Regions from separate parts of the Mus musculus genome. Here region 2 is linked to region 1. The links are chromatin loops, found by intact Hi-C in ENCODE. Cell type or tissue: gastrocnemius. All regions are shown on one strand.

The links. A loop is a pair of places that touch in the nucleus more often than their neighbours do. Peaks named below come from ENCODE experiments on the same cell type or tissue, not always from the same donor. Only the 100,000 strongest peaks of a DNase experiment are listed, where the experiment ranks them.
Region 2: a loop joins it to region 1, with 3 times the contacts of the local background. A loop is called at or near these places in 6 of 42 quality-filtered maps.

The regions. Positions count from the first base shown.
Region 1 is chr5:119,052,315-119,060,314 of GRCm38, forward strand. It overlaps Gm30895 (a long non-coding RNA gene), which reads left to right and starts at 1,312. Exons shown (of 4, transcript XR_878728.1): 1 at 1,312-1,481. In gastrocnemius, a CTCF peak has its summit at 1,619; a DNase peak (open chromatin) is centred at 3,314; H3K27ac peaks cover 6,173 bases.
Region 2 is chr5:118,981,069-118,989,068 of GRCm38, forward strand. No RefSeq gene overlaps it. Among named protein-coding and RNA genes, the nearest start is that of 4930413E15Rik, 33 kb to the left of the region's middle. In gastrocnemius, no CTCF peak of the experiment used is centred here; a DNase peak (open chromatin) is centred at 3,382; H3K27ac peaks cover 1,352 bases.

The DNA of each region.
Region 1 (8,000 bases):
AGGGCTCATCACAAAAGCAGATAACAGCAACCCAGGCCTTAGGTAAGTGTCAGCTCCCACTGGGGCCTTGAGGATCAGATAAATATAATCTACAAGGACCAAAGACAGAAGAGCAAAGCCTGGCGGCTGACTTCCAGTTGGGGCACATTCCTTCTTTTCCTTCTTTAAATGTCCCATCTTTGTCCATTAGAGACCTTCAGTCTCCACAGGGTAAACAAACCAAAGGCTATAAAAGGCTTCATCTGGCTCCTACCCCTCCTTTGAGTCCAGCCCACCCCCTGCCAGAAAAAAAAAAAAAAGGTGTTGTATAAATAAAAAATACTGTCATTCTAATGCGCTGGACAAATGCGTGATAAAGATCAGAGCAGGGGCCAAGGCCCTTCTCAGCCACCTCGGCAGGGGGGCTAGGCACAACTCTGCTCTTAACCACTAAGACAAGCCATGTTGCATAGCCTCTGAGATGGGCGAAGAAATGAAGGAAATTCCCCATTTCCTGGCAGCGAGGTTGGGCGAGCCTGGCCTGGCCGCGGTTCTGACTTTGATGTGGAGATATGACCAGCACCGATCTCCAAAGGGACACTGTGTAATGAAGTGACATTGGCTTTTCCATGCAAAGCACAGTCACTGGAGGAGTCTTGCAATGGGAAACTGACGGTTCCTGGGGAGGGAAGCTACCACTAGTCACAGAGGGTGACTTTGAACCCAAGTGGCATGTCTGGGCTATTCAGTTCTGAGATGTTTGGGACAGGCATACATGAGTCTGGGTGTATACCCGTCTGTCAGTATGGAGATGGGTATAAAAGTTCCAGCATTTGGCAATGATCTGAATGAGGGAATTTATATGCCACCCGACAGCAGCCAGATGCACCACGGGCACTGTATTCCCAGAATGGAATTCTACACAGCCTTGAAAAGGGAGCTGCTATAATGCACAGTGGCCAAGACTCGTCCCACAGAGAGGGTGAAGGGTGAAGCTGGATAGATCTATTCAGATAAAGCTTAAAACTTGAAAACCTAACAGCTGCCGAACAGTTAGTGAGGGAAACCCCTCTCTCTGGACAAAGAAGGAACATAATTCTGATTTTCCTAGAGACCTCGTGTCTCTTCACTTCTAGTCTTTAACTGGTAAGGGAAGGTTTTGGGTTTGGTGCCTCAGCACATACCACTGCTGGACCCTCAGCGATATTTTCAGGAATGGTCATGTGACTCAAAGGCAGTCCAAGCACTGACTGCTACCCCACCCCCACCCCCATTCCGAGAGTCACACACAATGGAATCAAGACTCCTGGAACTTACAAGGGAGAACTTAGAGAATGAATAGGAGCCCGGTGAGCCACTGGGAGCTGTGCGGACACACCTGGAGAGGAGGTATATCAAAATCAGCATGGCTGGGACACAGAGAGGGGCCAATCTTAGCCAACCCGAGCTGATTTCCCGCATCTGCCTGCTCCATCATCCACGTCAGCAGGACCACACTCCTGGTAGGTGTGAGCTGCTGTGACCGTGACCCCTATTCTAACTGGGCTCCAGAAACCTTCCATTTTCTGGTAAGCAGTACCACTGAGAACAGATTCTGGGTACTGGTACAACCCAGTGGGTTTTAATTCCCACTCCGCCCCCTATAGGTAAGGGAGGGAATGGCGTGAGGCAGGGAGCTGCACTGAGGAGAAACAAGAGCCATTATTATTTCTCCTGTCTGGAGGGGATCTGAGCGAGCCTCACTCGATGCCACAGGACCCACCTTCGACAGTGCCTCTCCCACCCTTACCCCCTCACCTGTCATTTTCCCTCCTAGATCTATACCTCTTCTTGCATAGAGTGGGCATATCCCTCTGCAGGATAAGTCTCGCTGTTAATACCCCTCAAGGACGTCTGTGTCCATTTCTGGACTCGATGGTACTTTGGCCTTTTAGTGTTGTTGGTTTTGAGTTGGAGTCTTACTCTGTGTGCCTAGGCTGGCCTAGAATTCACCACTTAGTTCTGGCTAGCTTCAAATCCACAGCCACTCTTTTATGTCAGACTCTCTAGTGCTAGGCTCATAGGTGAGCATCATCCGCACCTGGCTTCAATCTTGTACGTAATAGTACAATCCTTGTTATTGATATCGAGTATTGAGTTCACACTCACTGTGCTGAGAGCATCACTTGAATCCTGTACTGTCCTCTGTGTTGCCTCTGTGTTGACACTTGCCCAGGCTGGCAGCACACCTCGTCCAAGTGAGCTGCCCCCTGGAGGTGATCCAAGCTTAGCTTTTTCATAGGTCCTGCTATCCAAGTTGGCAGAGTCACATCTCCAAAGATGTTTACTTTGTTCGGGCTCTTGACTCCTGGGAGGAAGGCTTGTTTTCATTGGGCAGGTGTAGAAACCTGAGGTTGCCAGAGGCGCAGAGAACCCGCCCCAGAGCCGTCACTTCACTGAGGTGCCCTGATGTCAGTCATGCAGATTGACACACTTACAGGACTTAGAGGTCACAGCCTTTGTCCCAAAAGCCAGGTGTGGCCACCCATCCTCAATAAGGCAGAGGAAGCAATCAAATTAATAGTGAAAAGCAACAAATGGTGATTGATCCGATTGGGGCCATGTTGAGAAGGATGTGGGATCCAGCGATGTCCCGTCCCGTCCCGTCCCGTGCCCCCCCCCCCCCCCCACCGCACCAAGTCCATCTTCTGGATCCTGACCTGAGGGGTATGGTTTAAATAGAAAGTACAGAGCCTCAAGGTGTGGTACCCCATCCACTGCTCCCAGCTTCTAGTCCCTAACGCAAGGGCGTCTGACAAGCTGTCAATCTTTTTTAGGAGACACGCCCCTCCTCTGGCAGCCCCCAGAGTCAGATCACTTCTCCTCCTATCAGGAAATTCCGGGAGGAATCTTGTAATTTCTTGGGGGTGCTTTTTTTTTTTCTCTTTTAATTATCTGATAGCTGGAGGGGACCCAAGTGTCTCTTTAGAATCTATCCTGGGGAAAGCCTGCAGGAGGTCTTCTTCACTGGGCGTTGGATTTGAACTTGAGAGGAGGGACTGGTACCCTACCTGTGGACATTTTACTGGCAAGGAATGGGAGTTTACCACGGAACGAAGCCCTCTTACTCAAGTTCGGGTCAGGGAGAAGGAGATGGGGTTTGTAAAGCATCAGGGCTAGGGTGAGCCAGCCTGCATACCCACCCCATTGTTCCCCGCTTGGCAGCCAGCTCCAACGCAGGTAAATAGAAAGGATGCCGTCATTGTTTGTCGCTGGTCCTAATGACTTTAGGCTTTGTGTCTCTGGAGCCAGGCCTCACCCCCGGGAAGCTGGCCCGTGGCCTGAGAGGCACCAGCCGCCTTTGAAACAATGGCCTTTGTTCTTCATACTTTCCCTATCAAAGCCTCACAGCGGGGATGGCCCTCCGAGGCGCTGGGCGCCTGGATAATTCCTGTCCCAGAGCGGGGAGGGGAGCCAGGAAAGGAGAGGCCAGGTGCAACTTTGACCCAGTTAGGTTAGCTGGGGTTACAGACCTGCTTGTTAGGAAGGGGCCCTGTGAGTAAAGGGTCCGGTAACTCCTCTCGATCCATGTTTCTCTCAGTACTTTCAGGGAATTCAAAGTCTTGGAACGACAGGTATGAGCCAAGAGGTATCTATAGCAATGCCAATGACAATAATAGCAATAGTAGTAGTAGTAATAACAATAATAATAATAATAATAAATTTCTATTAGCTCTCTGATGGCTTCACACTGCTGTTTTGATCCCTGGTTTTTCAATGAAAAGATCAAGGGTCAAGAAAGACCCCGTCAGTCAGTCGATGGCCACAAAGTGAGGTTTTTTTGTTTGTTTGTTTTGTGGGTTATTTTTTGTTTTGATTTGATTTGTTTTTTTGAGACGGTTTCTCTGTGTAGCCCTGGCTGTCCTGGAACTCACTCTGTAGATCAGGCTGGCCTCGAACTCAGAAATCTGCCTGTCTCTGCCTCCCAAGTGCTGGGATTAAAGGCGGGCGACACCACTGCCCAGCTTGTTTTGTTTTGTTTTGGCAATTGTACCTGAGCTCTGATGCTTAGCCAGACCATGTGACCTTGGGAGGCTCTTTTGTCAGCCTCATTTTGCTCATCTGTGAAATGGGATGAGGTTTGTTAGCACTTGGGTGTCGTTGGCTCCCTGTGGGAAACAGAAAGCACACCTCCCCCCAACGGTTCAAACGTTGAGAATTTAAATCATACAGTGGAGGGGATGGCGATTAAGAATAAAAAACCAAACAGGGCCCCTCCAGCACCCAGAATCTATCAAGGGTCAGTAGTTTACATACATGCAGGGGTGTGAGTCTTAAAAGATGAGATTTCTGAACTGCAGGGCAAGGAGAGGCTTAGACTTTCAGGGATATGGAGAAATGCCCTGTCACTTGCTGGGGTCTCCTGCCTGAGGGAGTCTCTCTCTCTCTCTCTCTCTCTCTCTCTCTCTCTCTCTCTCTCTCTGTCCCTCGCTGTGGGAAAGCCTTCATTAGAGCCAGGCATCCTGGAGACACACTGTTTGCAGGGGCAAAACCTCTGAGCATCATAGACAGAGCAGAGGAGAGTGCAGACAGAGTGCCGGGACCCAGCCTTCCAGGGTCCTTATGTCAGTCAGCCACTCTGGTCCACAGGAGGTACATGCAAAGCCATTTCTGTGTTGAAGACCTACTCCATGCCAGGGACAGAAGAGGACCCTGGCACATGGTAACTGTCTTCTGACCCCCACGGAGCCCTTAACCTTTCCACGTCCAGTTTCCTTTTCTGAGGTGACCCACACTCCTGTAAGGGTTTCCTGAGTTAAATCCAGGGAGCCCTTGAAAGGTTCGCAGACCCTTGAAATGATTGCCTTCAAGATGGGCTCTCCGATGGATGAGCTAAGCTGAGAAGGTGATATGTGTTGCTCTCTCAGGAGCAGCTATTGATTGGGGAGCAGAGCCAGGAAGCCTGTTCCTATCAAGTGGATTGAGAAGGCCTCCTCTCTAACTCTGATGATGGTGCTACCACCTGGAGGGGGATTAGGGAAATTTTAAGAGCCGGAATGAAGCAGCCAGGACAGAGGATGGCTTGGATGCTGAGGCAGAAAGAGCTTGAGAGGCTCAGGGGACCAGGGAAATACCAGGTTGGAGGAACACAGGTAGAGGCTGAGGTTAGGGGAGGGCTGAGTGGCCCAGGCCGTAGAGGCCTGTGTGGGAAACTAGAATTCCTCACACACACACAAAAAGAAAACAAAAACAAAAACCCAAGAAAGACATGGTTGTGAGAAGAGATACAGCCAGGATTTTTTTTTAATGTGAGTTTCTGAAAAAGCACGATGCAAGAAAGAATTAAGTATTAAATATGGAAGGGTTTTTCTGGGGACAGGTGTCCGAACACTGGAGAATTAGAGAGGAGTCTGGAGAGGGCCATAGAGCTGTGGTGCTGGCCGCCTTCTTCGGAAAAGAGAGGGTATTATGAAAGGCAAGGAACCTTCCGTTGAGCCATCTGCCCAAGGGATGGCGTGTTTTCCAGAAACTTCCCTGCCTGGGTACCCCGCTGCCTGGAGTTAGGCTTCTGTAAAGGTACAACCGGTAACAGTTGGCAGGACATCTTCAAGCATGGCCCTCTTCAGCCACTGCACCAAATACCACCTCCAGGATCTCAGTCAGCCCTGGCCCTGACAGACAGGCAATAGCATCTTCTCACAGATTCAAAGCTGAGGCCCAGAGGATGCCGGGCCTTGTTCCCTGCCCAAGGCTACGCAGCCAGGAAATGTCAGAGCTGGGGTTCAAACCTGTGTACATACTTCTCATTAACCCACACTCTACATGAGTACAGACCTGGCCACAGGTACAACAATGATATGGGGAGCCTGGTACCTCTCCTCTTGTCCCTCTGGGCTCCCTGGAGTCCTCCCTACCTGCAGGTGTGAATGCAAGGTGCACCCTTTCTGGTTTGCATTTTTCATCCACACTGTTTTGAGGAGATGGGCCAGGAAAGTGGCCAGGAGGTTATGGAAGGTTCTAGTTGCAGAGCCCCACCCAGGGGCTGCGTGGGCAACCCCAGATGGAACTCACGGGAGGTCACACAGAGATAAGAGCCTGCTGGTGAGTCAGGAGCTGCCTGGCTCCATCTCTGTCCCTTCGGGGCCACTCTACTGACACCCTGCAAATCCCCTGCCTCCCAGGAGGAAGTCAGGCCTGTAGCCTTGCTTCCTGTTATTATACTGTTTTTTACAGCCTGGAATTGATTTAAGTGTTACGCTCTTGCTAAGAATACGCCCTGACAGTTGAAAGGAACTCTTAGGATTGTCTTAATTTGTGAAGAATTAGTTGTCGCTAGGTTATTTTTTTATTTATTTTTTTTTCCTTTCCCTTCTCTGCTTTCTTCTCCGCAGGGTCAGGCTGGAGCCCGGTCATTGTTGTTAAATTTAGATCTGAAACTATATTGGGCCTGGTCCTGTGTCACTAAGCTTTCACTACCTAAAACAGGAAGGAAGGCTCCAGCTGGGGACTTTCAGAAAGCCAAGGAACTTTCTGAAGGCCTCGCTCGGGGCAGTGAGACTGAGTAGAAAGCACTAGATTCGGGTAGGGAGGGAGAGATCCAGGGAGGGTTGTTTGTCTTAAATTTAATAAGAAAAAGGAAAAAAAAATCCTCCTTCTCCATGTACCTGTGCCCGGATCTGCAGCCATGGTAGAGTGTGGGAGGCGAGAGCTGCATGCCTGAGTTCAAATCCAAGCTCGGTCACTTTCTAGCTATGTGGTTTTGAGCAGGCCGTGAGATTTCAGCTTCCAGGGGCCACAGTTTCCCGTCTGTGAAATGATGACGGTACCGCCTGTCTCTCGTGGCTGGGAGTGCACGGGGGTAAGGCAGGTGACATTTGGTCCAGTGCTTGATCTGATGTGGATGCGTTTGAAGACAAGCTGGCAACTTTGAAATCCGAACTGCTCCCAGATCCAGACCTTTCTGAGGGCTGACCTGACACCACAAACAGAATAATATTCCTGACCACAAGGAGACAGACCCAAGCAGGTTGATTCAAAATATTACATAAAATTACCTCCTGTCTACATACAATTCATGTTTAGTCTTGAGTCCTGTCCCCAGGATAACTCGTGGCACAGACGCAAATATTTCCAAATCTGAAATTGGGACACTTCTGGCCCAAGGCATTTTGTTTCCAGGGTATAGAACCCTAAACTAGCTCCAGACTCCATGATTGGTGGTAGCATTTAAATTTAGATAATATCAAGGAAAGATTTAGAGATAAACACACACACACACACACACACACACACACACACACACACACATACACACACACACACACACACACACACACACAGTTTCCATGACTGCAATCACTAGCTATTTAACAAGTGAGGCTCACTATGAAACAGCAAAGGTAATGGCCAATGCTGACTGAGTGTCCTGCCTGGCACTGAGCTAAGTCCTTTCTATATGAAATAATATATAGCAGTTGTTTAAAAAGCAACCTGAGGTTTGGGGTGGAGGGGACTCACAATCCTTATCACAGGGACTTTGGAGATCATACTAAACAGATTTTTATCCTCAGGGTAATTAGAGCCATTGGTGATTTTAGGCCCACGATGGTCACAAGATTTCACACAAGAGATCCAGTGTCGATGCACCCTGGAAGGTCCTAGCCAACTTCTTCTGTCTCTTGGCTCCATGTGTACCGTACAGGGACAGTCACAATTATGAGCTTATTGTGGGGACAAGCTAGGGAGGGGTTTGAGGATGAACGTGGGACTCTTAGCCTCAGAGGTGACAGTCCCCTGGTAATGTCATCCTAGAGGTGTGGCCCAGGGAGGTTGAGTAGGTGAGGAGGGGAGAGCTGAGATGTGTGGACTTTATATTTCACAGGCTCACCCCTCCAGCCATACCCTGTTCTTAGAACTCCTTACTCCTGAAGCGGTGAGATTAGATCTAGAGACAGACCTGGGCTGGTTTTTCAGAAACTGAAACCTGGCCAGGTGGAGCCTGTTTTCCCTGTGTACTAGCAACATGACTTGGGGGCATCTGG
Region 2 (8,000 bases), 71 kb before region 1:
AGGCCCTGGGAGCTGGAGGAGCCTCTTCCCAGACCCCCCTCTTCCCCTTCCTAATGAGCTCGGAGACGCCGGCTGGCCGGACGCAGCAGGCAATGGACAATTAGCGGAGGGGCCTGTCCCGCACGGGCTGCGCCGGGCATCAGGGCCTTAAGTGTCTGCTTATGAAATCACAGCTAGGTCTGGAGCCTCTCTGCCCCGGCCTCCCCCTCCTGGGACGCCACACACAGCCTTGGGCGAGGCAGCCCCCAGGGATGTGGCTCAGCCCACAGGATCCGGGGAAAACACAGGCAGAGAAACACAGGAAGACATTCCCACTCAGCACAAAGGCCCTGGCGTCAGCAGGGGACGGGTGGGCACATTCCTGAGGGCAGTGACAAAGAGGATGGCCACTCATCTCTGGGGATGGGAGCGATGTCAAGCCCGATGTATCTTCAGGCCTCGCTTTCTCCCTCTGAGTAGTGGGAGAATTTCGAATCGGACCAACAGGGACCCAAAAAGGAGACCCGTGGGGAAGGCTCAGCACCTGGCTTATCCCACGCAGGCCAGCAGCCATTTTACTACATTTAATAATTCGAAGATTCCCTCTCTCACCTGCCACAAGTGCTGGGTACTGTTGCTAGGAAACATGTATTTCTAAGGATGACACTGGACATATTGACAGGAACGGTAGAGTATCACCATTCTATTTGGACCAACAGTGTTCCAAATGTCAGAATGTCTAGCATTGCTGGCCTCTCCATCCCCACTTCTATAACAGTGTATCCCAAAATGAGCCAGGCTATGTTTCAATAAAACTTTATTTGTGAGCACCAAGTTTTAAATTTTTTATCAGTTTAATGGGTTGTGAGATGTATGTTCGTACATACATACATACATACATACATGTCTTTTAAAAAGTTTTATATGACAGGGCTGAAGAGGTGGCTCAATGGTTAAGAGCACTGGCTGCTCTTGCAGAGGGCCCAGGTCAGTATCTAGTACCCACATGACAGCTCACAAGCCTCTGATGGCACTGGGTACACATGTAGCACACAGATATACATGCAGGCAAAACATCCATACACATAAGAGATTTTAAAGTTTGTACATCAGTGTTTCGCCTGCAAGTATGTCTTGTAGCACATGTATGCTTGGTACCCCAAGAGGTCAGAAGAAGGCATGGGATTCCCTGGAACTGGAGTTACAGACGGTTGTGAACAGCCATGTATAGAACCCAGATCCTCTGGAAGAGCAGCCAGTGCTCTCAATCACTGAGAAACCTCTCTAACCCATTTGGTTTATTTCAAGACGTTAAAAAAAAAAAGATTAAAACCACATCGGTCTGGATGGCTCAGTGGGTAAAGAGTCACTACCAAGCCCGAGGACCTGGGTTTGATCCCTGGTACCCACATAATGGAAGGAGAGAACAGACTCACGAGTTGTCCTTTGACCTCCACATATAATGTCATCATGCACACATGTACACATGTTTTTTTTTTCTGGCAAAATGTGTATGAGTTCCAAGGTCATACAAACAGGGGTAATATGTCAGATTTAGCATGTGGGTCAACGTTTGTACACACTTGATCTAGAATAGTAATTTGCTCAGAGATATTATAAATATTTAATCCTACATAATTTTAAATGGTCTGAGTAGTCACATTTAAAAATCAGGGAGAAGCTAGGTGTAGCTCAGTGGTAGAGTGCATAACTACCCATCTTGGTCTTTACAGCAATAAGTAAATAATTATGATAGTAATGATGTTGATGATAATGATAGCAATGTGTGCTTTGGTATCCTTTTAAGCCAGTATATGCTAAAGATTCTCTCTCTCTCTCTCTCTCTCTCTCTCTCTCTCTCCCCCCTCCCTCATGTGTGTATGTATATATATGAAGGCCAGAGGACAACCTAGGTCATCCTTAGAGACACCACCCACCTCCATGGAGACAGAGGCTCATTGACCTGGGGCTCACTCATTAGGTTGGCTACTCCTTGGGTTCCAGGGATCAAAGTCAGGACCTGGTACCTGCAAGGCCAGCACTTCACTGACTGAGCCACCCAGGCCGAACTTTGTTTTAATAGGCAATCAGTTTTAAAGATTAATGAGATGTTGTATAGGGTGTGTGTGTATGTGTGTGTGTGTGTGTGTGTGTGTGTGTGTGAAGTGTTTGAGGCTTTAAAATAGGTCAAAGTTAAACACACTCACTCATCCAGGGTTCTTTATCTGCTACGTGGGGTCCATGGTTGGTACCAACTAAAGTGACATTATCAAGCAGCCACTGATCCAACATCTACATCTGTGTCAAGATGTAAAGCATGCTCCCCCTCTGTGTGTGTGTGTGTCTTTGTCTTTGTCTTTCTCTCTTTTTCTGTGTATGTGTGTGTCTGTCTCTATGTCTCTGTATCTCTCTTCTCTTTGTCTCTTTGTCTCTGTGGCTTTCTTTCTTCTCTCTCTCTCTCTGTCTCTCTGTGTGTGCCTTTGCATCTGTGTCTCTTCTCTCTGTCTCTGTGTGTGTGTGTCTGTCTCTGTGTCTCTGTGTTTCTGTCTCTTCTTCCTGTCTCTCTCTGCCTTTCTGTATCACTGTGTCTGTCTGTCTGTCTTTGTATCTGTGTGTGTGTCTGTCTCTGTGTCTCTTCTTTGTCTCTGTCTCTGTCTCTGTCTCTGTCTCTGTCTCTCTCTCTCTCTCTCTCTCTCTCTGTGTGTGTGTGTGTGTGTGTGTGTGTGTGTGTGTGTGTGTGTGTGTGTAAGCTAGAAGAGCTATGGCTCTTCAGACATTTATCTTGTATGTTGAGACAGGCTCTCCCACTGAATCTGGATTTCTCTGAGTAAGCTAGTCCAGCCAAAGAGCCCAGGGAGCCATCTGCCTCTCTATGTCCTCAGAACTGGATTACAAGTTCAAGCCGTCAGACCCAGCTTTACCATGATCTTCCTAGAATGTTCTCTGTAATCCCACCTCCAACATCTCCTGGCCACAGAGGCTCCTAGCCTCTCACCTCCTTCCTCCACTTTCTTATACCCTGTCTTCTTCATGGTTGCAGTCTCTAGTACCAGCCATTGAAGTCCCTGGCTCACATCCTCTCCCAGTTAAGTCTATCCTTAGCACGTGCCCTGAGATAGCCCTGTCCTACTAGTGGCCATATTTTTTCTCTGCCCTTGCCTTGGGCTACGGACATATCATGATGGTGAGCTTGGTGTGTCCATATAATTAGCTGTCAAACACCAGTCCACTTGGGTGTGGCTGAAAGGTATGGAAGACATCCTGGATGCTACATGGTCTACATGGGCCGAGCCTCATCAATTGGAATCCTTAAGAAGCCCAAACTGAGGTTTCTAGAGCCCATTGTCACCTCAAGACCATGGCATCAGCTCCCGATTGAATTCCAGTTGGCTGGCTGCCCTGGGGCTTTGAGACCATGCCAATGCCCACAGTCAGAAGTCAGTTCCTTAGACTAAATCTCCCTTTCAGACAGGATCTCACTATGTAGCCTTGGCTGTCCTAGAACTCGCCTTGTAGACCAGGCTGGTCTCAAACTCAAAGAAACCTCTGTATACTCTGTCTCCTGGGTGCTGGGGACTGGAGATCTGTTTGGTCTTGTTTCTCTGATTTACACAACAGCTCCACAGCTCATGAGCTTCTTCTTTTTAGTGTTCTTGCCAATCACTCAGACAGCCACTCTGACATCTTATCTGTCCCTTGGCTCTCTAACCATCTTGTCTACACTTCCTGGTCTCAACATCTCTTTTTCTACCTTCTTCATCTGTTAGTATGGAGGAGTACCCTCCCACACCAACCTCCACCAAGGTTAGGTGCCTCCAACCCTATCACCCAGCATCCTTGAATGACTTAGAACCTGACTCATGTATTTTTTTTTCTGGTGTTTGTTCTATGATCAGCAGGAGGGAGGGGGTTTGCTCTTCCACATAGCCTAGAAGGGCGTGAATTCTAGGTGTCCAGCTATCAGCTATTAAATGAATGGCTTGCTATCTCTGCTCATTAGGTTTCACATTTGTCCTCTGAGGTAGGCACATTTAACATTTTTTCATAGATAAGGAGGCCCCAGGATCAAAGAAACTGGAAGTCATGTGTCCTCATTTGCAGGGACAGGAGTCGAAAGGGCAGTAGGTGGACCCGGTCAGATCTGCCCTGCCATGGTTGGCACAAGGCCACCGCTGATGCTCTCTCTGAAGAGTGTGAACAGTGGGAGGGGCAGGAGTGAGTCACACACCTTAGCTGGGGCCCAGGTCGAATGCTGCTGAGGCTGTTGTTCATGCGAACTCACCGGAGTACCTGCTTAGCTGTGCCTTTGTTTCTCCATCCCCGCCACAGGGACAGTCACGTCAACCTCATAAATTTCTACTTCCCTTCCATCTTCTGCAGTCTACCACATTCCCCACAGTCTCCCCTTCTAAGCCTGCCTTACCCCTCCCAGGGGTTCTCTGCTCTATCCTACTGAAGGATTCTTCAGCTTTAGCTTGCAGGCATGGACAGGGAGTCACTATTTTATTTCTGGACATCAAATCCTAAAGCCTTCTGGTTCCTCTACTATGATATCTACCCTCCTGTGGGCCACCGGCATGCCCTGACTCTTGCCACCTGCTGGCCAGATCCCTTGAATAACACTGCCCAGATGGGTTGGGATTAAACCTGGGAAGGGATAGAAGAGTGGAGACTTGTGTCACCTAGACACATAGGAAAAACTCCTGTCTGACACCAGCTGAGTCTGAACCCCAGCTCAGTTCTTTGCTGGCTTTCTTTGGCCTTAGGAAAGAGATATAACCTTTGGGCTTGTTTATTTCTCCTGTGAGGTATTAGGAACAACACCAGGCCACGTAGGGAGTGCCACCTGGATTGTTGATGGCGATGATCCTCAGAGAGATCCCTGAGGGACTTCCTGCCAGCATCAATGGCCTTCACTTCCTACAAACATGTGTAGTTGGCATTTCTCGGGATCCCTGTGGTTTGATGAGGGTCTCCTGATAAGCTTCTGGCGAATGAAATGTGTCTCCTCTCATTAGGATTCCTCCATGCCTTTTCTTCCCTCACCCGTCAGCCAGATGCAGGAATCGAGGAGTTATCATTGCTGCCGATCACCTTAATTCTCAGACTGTGGGCCCTACACCAGAAGTGTGAGCCTGGATTCCATCCAGAGAGACTGCACCAGGAAGCCTGGAGGCCGGCCCAGCAGCTGGGCTTTGACAAGTCTCCCAGGGCCTTCAGGGTTTTTGTTCCAATTAGCAAAGGTGCTTCTCTAAAAGATGGCAGAGGGAGGACGGCTGGGTTTCTGGGGTAGCACAGTACACTCCTGTTCTCTGTTCATGTGGTTAAGCAACTGCATTTTGGGGTGCTTGTGAATTCGCTGTGCTGATTACAGACATCCAAGAAACTGAAGCAGCCTGGGTGTGTATGGAGACTCTGGGATGTATAGCAGGCATAGCAGCTTCTCCTCCTCCTCCTCCTCCTCCTCTTCTCCCCCCCCCCCCCCCCCCGTTTACATGTGCTTGTAAGCCAACCTTGGGTATCATTCTTCTGCATGCTGTCTACATTTTCTCCTTCTCCTTCTCCTTCTCCTTCTCCTTCTCCTTCTCCTTCTCCTTCTCCTTCTCCTTCTCCTTCTCCTTCTCCTTCTCCTTCTCCTTCTCCTTCTCCTTCTCCTTCTCCTTCTCCTTCTCCTTCTCCTTCTCCTCCTCCTCCTCCTCCTTCTCCTTCTCCTCCTCCTCCTCCTTCTTTCTTCTCCTCCTATTCCTCCTTTTCTTCCTCCTCTTCCTTTCCTTCCTTCTCCTCCTCTTCTTCATCATCATCAGTGACAGAGTCTCTCCATTATGTAGCCCTGGTTAGTCTGGAACACTAGACCAGGCTGGCCTTAAACTCAGAGACCCACTTGCCTCTGACCTCTGAGTGCTGGGATTAAAGGCATGTGCTACCATTTAAATGTTTCAACATTATATTTATTTATATTTGGGAGATGGCTTGTTGAGACTAGGGGACAGCTTGCAGCAATCGATTCTCTTCTGCTATCATTTGGGTCCCACCCTAATGATCCAACTCATGCCCTCCAGTTTGGTGGCAAGTTCTTGGACTCCTGAGCTACACTGCCAGCCCTCCACTGCTTTCTGAGACAGGATCTCCCACTGACCCAGAGATCTCGGATTCAGCTAGGACAGTGATGCTTGTGTCTGCTTTCCCAGCCTGGAGCTCACACTAGCAAGCCTCTATGCCTTACTCTCTTATGTTGGCTTTGGGGGTAGAATTCAGGTCCTTGAACTTACAGGGCAAGCGTTTTACCCACTGAGCTGTCTCCTCAGCCCCTCCCGCATCCTTTCTGCAGAGTCTGGGGGAACTAAGGTGGTGGCGAAAGATGAGACAAGACACCATGCATTGGAGACCTGCCGGTGTTGCAGCAGCTGGTGCTGGGTGGTTGAGGGCTGTTGCTCACAGTGAGTGACCTCCCTAGGCAAGGTGACAGGAAGCCGGAGACAGACATCAGCCCAGCAGCCTCCAATTAGTTATCATCTCTGACCCCATCAGAGCTGGAGGAAATGCTGGCACTTTCCGGCACTCGGGCCCACCTGCCTGGAGGGCTGGTGGCCTCAGAAGCTAGGGTGGTGGCATCCAAAGGCCCCAGACTAACAGAGCCCCGCTTATTCTAGAGTTCTGCAAAGGGTTAGTAGGTGGAGGGGGGGCAGGCGGCTGGGCAGCAGGGAGGAAGTATCTATTCGTGAGCAATCACAAGAGGTCAGGTTGACCTCTTGGCCTGGCCTGGGGCTGAACAGGCTACATGTGCACCAGGCCTCACTCCCCTGCCTTTGTGAGCAGATGGGGGCTTTAGGGGTAGAGGATTGGCTGCTTTAGGAGTTGGAGAGTCTCCGCCTGTCTGCACAGCTGGAGAGAAGAATGCCTGGTGTGATGGCTTCCTTGCGTTATTACATGGGGTATTCTAGGTGGCATCTACAGTCCATAGAGCTACTAGAGGCCCGTGGCTACCTGGAATGCATTGTTCCTGCCCGACACCATAGAATACACTGGTGGGTTGCACAGGGATACTTGCTCAGTGTGCGTACTTTCACATCACCACCACCACCACCATCGTCATCATCATCATCATCATCATCATCGCCATGCTCTCCCCACATCATGGTGAGAAGCAGTCACCTGCCAGTGTACATCCTTAGGCAAGATGAGCTTGAGGTCTGAGCTATGTGAGTTGACCCTAAGAAACCCAAGCTTTCCCTTCAAGCTGTGTTAAAATGCATATGGCACAAAACTTATCATGCTCAAATACGCACTAGAGCCAGTGCTGGGTCTGGGTCTCCAGTTTGGTGACAGGGTGGGTTACTGGGAGGCAGGAGGTATCGTTCTAGAAGGTCTGTACCTCTATGTGTGTGTGTGTATGTGTGTGTTTGTGTTTCTGAATGTGTGTGTGTGTGTGTCTGTGTGTGTGTCTGTGTGTGTCTCTCTGTGTGTATGTGTGCCTATGTGTGTCTGTGTGTCTCTCTGTTAGGTATATGTGAGGTGTGTGTGTGTCTGTGTGACTGTGTCTGTGTGTGTGTATCTGTGTGTGTCTGTATGTAGGTCTGTGTGTCTGTGTGTGTGTGTATGAGTGCATACTCAGGGGCATACTGAGGCGGGGCCTATTCCCAGAAGCCTCAAGCATCCTAGGATGGCTGACTTAGGTACCACCATATCTGCTTCACTCTTGAGTCTAGAGTGCTTATGTCTTACCTTCTAGCTCCTTTCACACTGGCCTGGTGGCCTCTCCAACCTGCACGCTACCTTCCAAGTTTCCCTCTGATAAAAACCCCTGGATGTTTAGCCCTGTCTTGCAGTGCATGGGCATGGGTAGTTCAGACAAACACCCACAAGGGTAGAAACTGATTAGCCTCTTTATCCAGGGAGGAAATCGAGGCCCGAGAGAAAGATGTTTTAGGTTAGTGGGGAGGAAGGGCATGGAAGAGTCTGATCTGATCTTCAGATCAGTCATGATGCTCATCTCAGTGGAATGGGACGCCATCTGATCATCT